Regions from separate parts of the Mus musculus genome. Here region 2 is linked to region 1. A link is a loop called in an ENCODE intact Hi-C map of the cell type or tissue named here. Cell type or tissue: left cerebral cortex. All regions are shown on one strand. Links, peaks and the distances in the headings refer to the core of each region. The heading gives the core; the rest is flanking DNA. Region 1 overlaps Gm34664 (a long non-coding RNA gene). Region 2 overlaps Gm34664 (a long non-coding RNA gene).

Region 1 (2,922 bases), core at 215-2,714:
TTGTTGGCAGCTTTTATAATCACCATGAAAGCCAGTCCTCAGAGACTGAGATTTCAGTTCAGGTCCAGCTCAGCTCTTGAACCCTGGGTTTATACTGCATGCTGTCTTCAGTAATAGGGGCTTCTCTTCAACCTTGAGAGGTGAACAAAGGCAACAGCAGTAGCTTACTTTACTTGGGGTGTCTCTCATGCTTACATATGTATTTATATATAACATATAAAATAATTAGATTATAATATATAAAATAAGAGACTAGGGACTTGAGAGACATGGGGAATTTATGGAAGGTGTGGGAGGAAGGAGAAGGAAGAAGGAAATAATGTAAGCACATTTTAAATTATTTTTAGGAATGTAATTTTACACATTTAAGTATACATCAGAAAAATAGAAAATAATGTCAATCATTTTTTTCCTAAATAAAATTTCAATAACCAGTACATTGTAGTATCTATTTTTTTGGAACATAACCCATATAAACATATAAGCACATATAGCTATCTATATTCATCCATATAAAATTATATACTAAAACAGGGTGTTGCCAAGTGATCTAAAATTTAGGTAATATATCTCAGTTCTATAGTGTGTGGCACAGTGGGTAAGGGCTGTTAATTAACAGTCATGTACCAGTAGGCCAGTACCTATCAGTGCATGTTACTCTCGCCTGTAAACTTTCTGTTTCTAAGGTAGTGGTGTCCAGTGGACAGGGTATGTTAACGATGCTGCCATAGTAAGTTTTGACTATGAACTTCCCTGTAGCTGAGGTCAACTCCAAAACACGCTTCTGGGACAGTCTCCACAGGCATTTCCAGGAAAGGTCAACTGATAGTGAAACCCTACTCCGGAGTGGGAAGAACCTTCCAACGTAGCCCAGAGATGAACCCCAAGGAAAACAGCCTGCTGCCTTTTCCCACTAGTTCTTTGCTAGTCAGTGCATTACTTCGTTGCTGCCCCAACAAACCCAGTCCTTTTTATCTTTCAAACACTCAACTGAATACCAGCAACCCTCTAGGCCTCCAGGAGCTCAGGACGGAAGTGGGGCTATTGCAGCATGAGAGGCTGTCATGTTCTGAGCCCCTCCAGTCACCCTCCAGTCGGGCATGGTCACCATCGGATTGCCCAGCTCACATCATGTAGCACCATCAAATGTTTTTTACTATATATTCTCTATATATATACATGCTATTGGCTCTATACCACTAGAGAACCCTGACCACTGTAGACTCACACTATAGCAGTCTTGATCATCATATAATCATATGACAACAAACCAAACACTCAGAAGTTCAAAGCCCTGATAGGTACATGTTAAGATGAGCTCACACAATGACTAGAGATGCTGTCTCTCATGGGACATCCTGGAATTCACTGGGGACTAGGGAAGACTGTAGTCTCATAGGAGAGGCACCTGCTTTGAAACACCACAGGTAAGGCAGTTTGTTATAATGCTTTCTTTAGAGAGCACAGTAAAGCAGCTGGGATGGCACAGCCTACTCTGGGCAGCTGATAACAATCTCAGGCTCTCCATATGCTCCCCAGCATCTAGAAATGGCAGGCTAGCATTTCCCTCCTGCTGGTGCTGGTGAGCTCCCTGCAACTGTTCCTACGTGCTCTCTGCTCCATCTCTCAAAGCCTTTGTCCCTCTCCTACCAAAGGCTGAGACATATTCTCAAGGCTCAAAGGATTAGCAACCTGTTTGGTGGCCTTCAGGCACTCTGAAGTGTCAGCAGCTGTCCTTGCTCTGGGGACTGGATGGGAGCCTGGCAGCAGGAGGGGCAGAAGGCAGAGGCAGCAGGCAGAGGGAGGCTAGGCGTAGGAGTGTGCAGGCACACTCAGCAGAGAGAAGAGGGTCAGAGAAAGAAAGCAAACTACGAGAAGGGGCTGGGCACTAAGAGAAAGAAAAAGCAACCAAGCCTAAAGAAATCATTGCAGAGAGCTGAAGAGAAGATCTGTGTGTGTTGTGGTGCGTGCGTGTGTGTATGGTAAATGTGTGTTTGCCCATGTGGGCGCCCTTTAATCCTTTGATATGAAAAGAGAAAGAAGAGTAAAGGGAGGCTAGGGAGTCACCAGAAGCTGAACTGTTCACTGTTAACAGAGAAAGGAAAACTGTCTTTCCTTTTATTTTCTTTCCCTATCACCTATTTCTCTCTGCTTCTCCTGAGCTAGAGATGAAGAAACCCAAGGGAAACAAGCCACTGCCTTTTCCTGCCTTAGGTCTTTGCTAGTAAGTGCATCCTCGCTGTTGCTGTTGCCGCAGCTGCTGCCATCTCTCCCTACCATCAAAATCCAGTCCTTTCTTTTCTCTTCTTCCTTTCTGCCCAGTCAAGATGACCCTGACAAAAGCTAGGAGGGTAGGAGGATGGTTTTCAGGACAGGAAACTAGATGAAAAGGGGAACGATCCCAACTTGGACTGAAAATACAAACAGTGCCTCATGGGTCCTTGTGCTGGTCTTCAAAAGGATGACTGCAGACTGAAAGTTGGACTGAACTGTAAATCCATCATCTTCTTCTGCCATCCTAGTCTTTGTGACTCTTCTGTGTCCAGCATCTTTGGGTGTTATGGGACATCTTTTATAACTGTCCTCCTCTGGTGCCCACCTCACTCACTGCATCTACTGATTAATTTTGGGCCCTCATCAATTCTCTTTCTCTCTGACTGGCATCCATCTTCAAAAGTCTGGTAAGCTCATTCATTTACAACAGTCGCAGGTGAACCCATTCATTCACAACAGTCAGGTAAACCCATTCATTCACTTCTTCAGGAGGAAGCACACTTTCCTGACATCTCTCCAGTGCCTTCCTTCTCCCCATTCCTGTGCTCTCTTAGTGGTTCTTTCAGCTTTTGTCCTATTATTAAGGGGTGGGGCTAAGCTTTTACCATGAACAATATAAGAACATCATCATTATCATCATCATCATCA
Region 2 (2,922 bases), core at 131-2,630, 55 kb before region 1:
GAGAACAGATGCAAAAGTTAATAGAGTTTTCTGGATGACAGAATGCTAGGTAAATGAATCTATGCTTCATTATATATATAGAGAGAGATTCCAAAATGTGGAGAGATGAAGAGAGGTCTGAGCTAAGCTGTGACAGTCAGAATCTGGGGAGCCACACATCAGAGCCAATCTCCCTGATCACTACCCTGATCACAGGAATAAGAATTCACTGCTCAGCAGTGACACTCATTCCAAATTGAGATACCAAGAGATGGCCATACAAACACGCAATTAGCATTCCAGAACACACTAGGGGAGTTTCAAAGAGCCTGGCACTGTCGTACCATTACAAGGAGAGAAATCTTGTGCCAGCCAGCTTCTTTCATTATCTAGTGGTGGGTAATACCCTCCACGAGGTACTGGGAAGCGCTCGACCTTCCTATGCACCGGAGTCTGTTTTCTGCTAGAGTCTCCCAGGACTCCTCTGCTTTCTGTTTTAAAACTCTCGTTCTAAGAATCTTCCCCATTTTCATGTACAAGGGGTAATTTTTATTATACAACTTATTAATTTATATTTTTATGAAAAATGAGTTTGATTGCTAAGTCTGCACATAGCGGTATTAGACTTAAAAGAGTTAGGATCTGTCTGCAGGTTCTATGCCAATCTATGAATGACATGCTAGCCCAGCAATACAGCCTTACCATAAGCCCACAGAGCATCTGCTGTTACAGACAAAGAGAACCCACCTGCATGTTTCTCACTCTCCATGGCTGTTTGGATATGGATAACGGGGACAGGCAGACAATTTGCAGACAAAAATCACATAGCAATACTACTGAACAGTACATCTTGTTCCTTTAAATACATTTGAGCCTTTTGGAATTAAGTTTAAAATGGGAAGAAAAACTCTGTGTGTGTGTGTGTGTGTGTGTGTGTGTTTTCATAAGTTTTCAAATACCAACAAAGAACCATGTTCATACACATTGATAGTAGCCAGTATGAACAATGTCCTTCAGGTGGCTTTAATTTGCTTTGTAAATACAAATGTAATTGGTATTTAAGGGACTATTCTAAATCACCAACACCCTCCTCTGCCTGAGCGTGAGTAATCTAATTTCTACTGAGCACTTTGGGTTTTGACAGACAGATCTCCGAGGACTGTCTTTTGTGTCAGCATCGGTGAAAATGAGTTCTGAAGTAGAGTCACACCCCCACGCATGCGTGGAATCCCAATAAACCTCATCTCATACATCCATTTGCCTGTGTCTTGCTGCTGATGGCTAATATATTCTTTTGCTTCTGGCTAAAAAAGAAAAAAAAAGAAAAAAGAAAAAGAAAAAAAATGGTGAGAAACCGCTGGTGCGTACTGATAGCATGAGTCCTCAAGGAACCATAATTGGGAGAAGAGACACACAGTTCATGAACATGCCAGGGGACCTCAAACTGCTGTCGTCCTTCAATCTGCAGCCAACTGGAAACAATGGATCCCCAAACTGTCAAGGGATTGAAACATTCTCTCATTTTTAGGGGTGGAAAATTAAAATTTAACTCCTTGACAAAAAGAGAATTTGCCTGCTAGTGCCACTAACTGTTTTAGCTGAGCACTAAATAGTATCTGATTAAAACTACTCCCTGAGGGAATGTGTGAACTTCTCTGGCTGTTCCTATTGTGTTGTGAATAATTTGTGATTCATGGATGTCTTTCTATATTTAAATATCTAACTGAGTGTGAAAAAGTAAAGTCATATGGTGAGACTAAAATGTTTACTGGGTGGGATGAGTCTATTTGGGGAGGAGCAAGTCACCAGTAAGCCTACACCCTTGCAGAAGCATAGTGAATTCCCAGACTCATCTCATTCCCAGCTGGTGAACGATTTGAAACAAGGAAGATATTCCTGGGAACTTCAGTAGCTAATTGCCTTTCATCATTGATCTGCCCTTTCTTACTAAGACATGGTTGTACATTTAATAGTGTGCTATGCACACTATAGTAAAAGACCAATTGCTTTAGTCATATAATACAAATTATGATGATAAAATGTTTTAGTTGAGCTCATTGATTTAGTTTTCTGCTATTTAGAAGAGCTTGTGTTGGTGACAGTTTTATTTATATGTACAAGGGTGATTTTTGTGGACATTTCTAGTATCTGGACAATCTGGGAATGAATGTTCCTCTATATGAAATGCAGCCTGGTACCCATTTTCTCTGATCTCTCCACACCTTCTAGTGTAAGATGCCCAATCACCTTTGGAAATGCTGAATGAATTGAGTTAGGCAAAGAACATGACTCAGTGCATCGGCTGCCTTAGAATAGCCTGAATCCACATGATGGCATTACAGTATGCTAGGCGCTGACATTCAATTCTGTAAAGAGATCTCACACTCTGTTCCACACCCTTAAATGCCAAACAGTGTGCCTGCCAACTGTCAAGTGCTTGCCAAAGGAGGAGAAGCATCTCGGGCCTTTGCTAGTTTTGATAGGGGTCAAACATGTCTGTTAGTCACATCACATGTCTGTTTCGGAGGACCATGGCCAACACCTATGCATTTCATAGCCCTGTAAGAACAGGCTGGGGAGAAAAGAGCTTGCTGGAGAAACAGTGCGCATACACACACACACACACACACACACACACACACACACACACACGCCTCAGTAAGATGGGAGCAAATGCAAGTCCCATCCAGGACACAGAAGGACCAGGGTCTCAGAGTGGCTATGGTGCCATCTGTGACAATCTGCCTAGTTCACTCAATGCTTGGTGGTCCTCTCCTCTCTGTGTTCTTCAGATTCAACCCTGGAACGTGGAGCTATCATGCCATCAAAAACAGTGAATTATGGCTGTGACTCTATCAGGATGAGTGTAGCACTTTCCCTGCAGGATCTACTCTCAGGATATTTCTACATTTCCATCCCAGTTTCCATCCTCGTAATCTTTCA

The links. Peaks named below come from ENCODE experiments on the same cell type or tissue, not always from the same donor. Only the 100,000 strongest peaks of a DNase experiment are listed, where the experiment ranks them.
Region 2: it touches region 1 in a loop (10-fold over the local background); 3 of 42 quality-filtered maps call a loop at or near these places.

Annotation. Positions count from the first base shown.
Region 1 is chr7:68,850,988-68,853,909 of GRCm38, reverse strand. The region is part of intron 2 of Gm34664 (a long non-coding RNA gene); the gene reads left to right. Among named protein-coding and RNA genes, the nearest start is that of Gm34612, 60 kb to the right of the region's middle. In left cerebral cortex, for the core only: no CTCF peak of the experiment used is centred there; DNase peaks (open chromatin) are centred at 1,588 and 1,755; H3K27ac peaks cover 963 bases.
Region 2 is chr7:68,905,440-68,908,361 of GRCm38, reverse strand. The region is part of intron 2 of Gm34664 (a long non-coding RNA gene); the gene reads left to right. Among named protein-coding and RNA genes, the nearest start is that of Gm34664, 9.1 kb to the left of the region's middle. In left cerebral cortex, for the core only: no CTCF peak of the experiment used is centred there; DNase peaks (open chromatin) are centred at 689, 1,253, 1,670, 2,357 and 1 more place.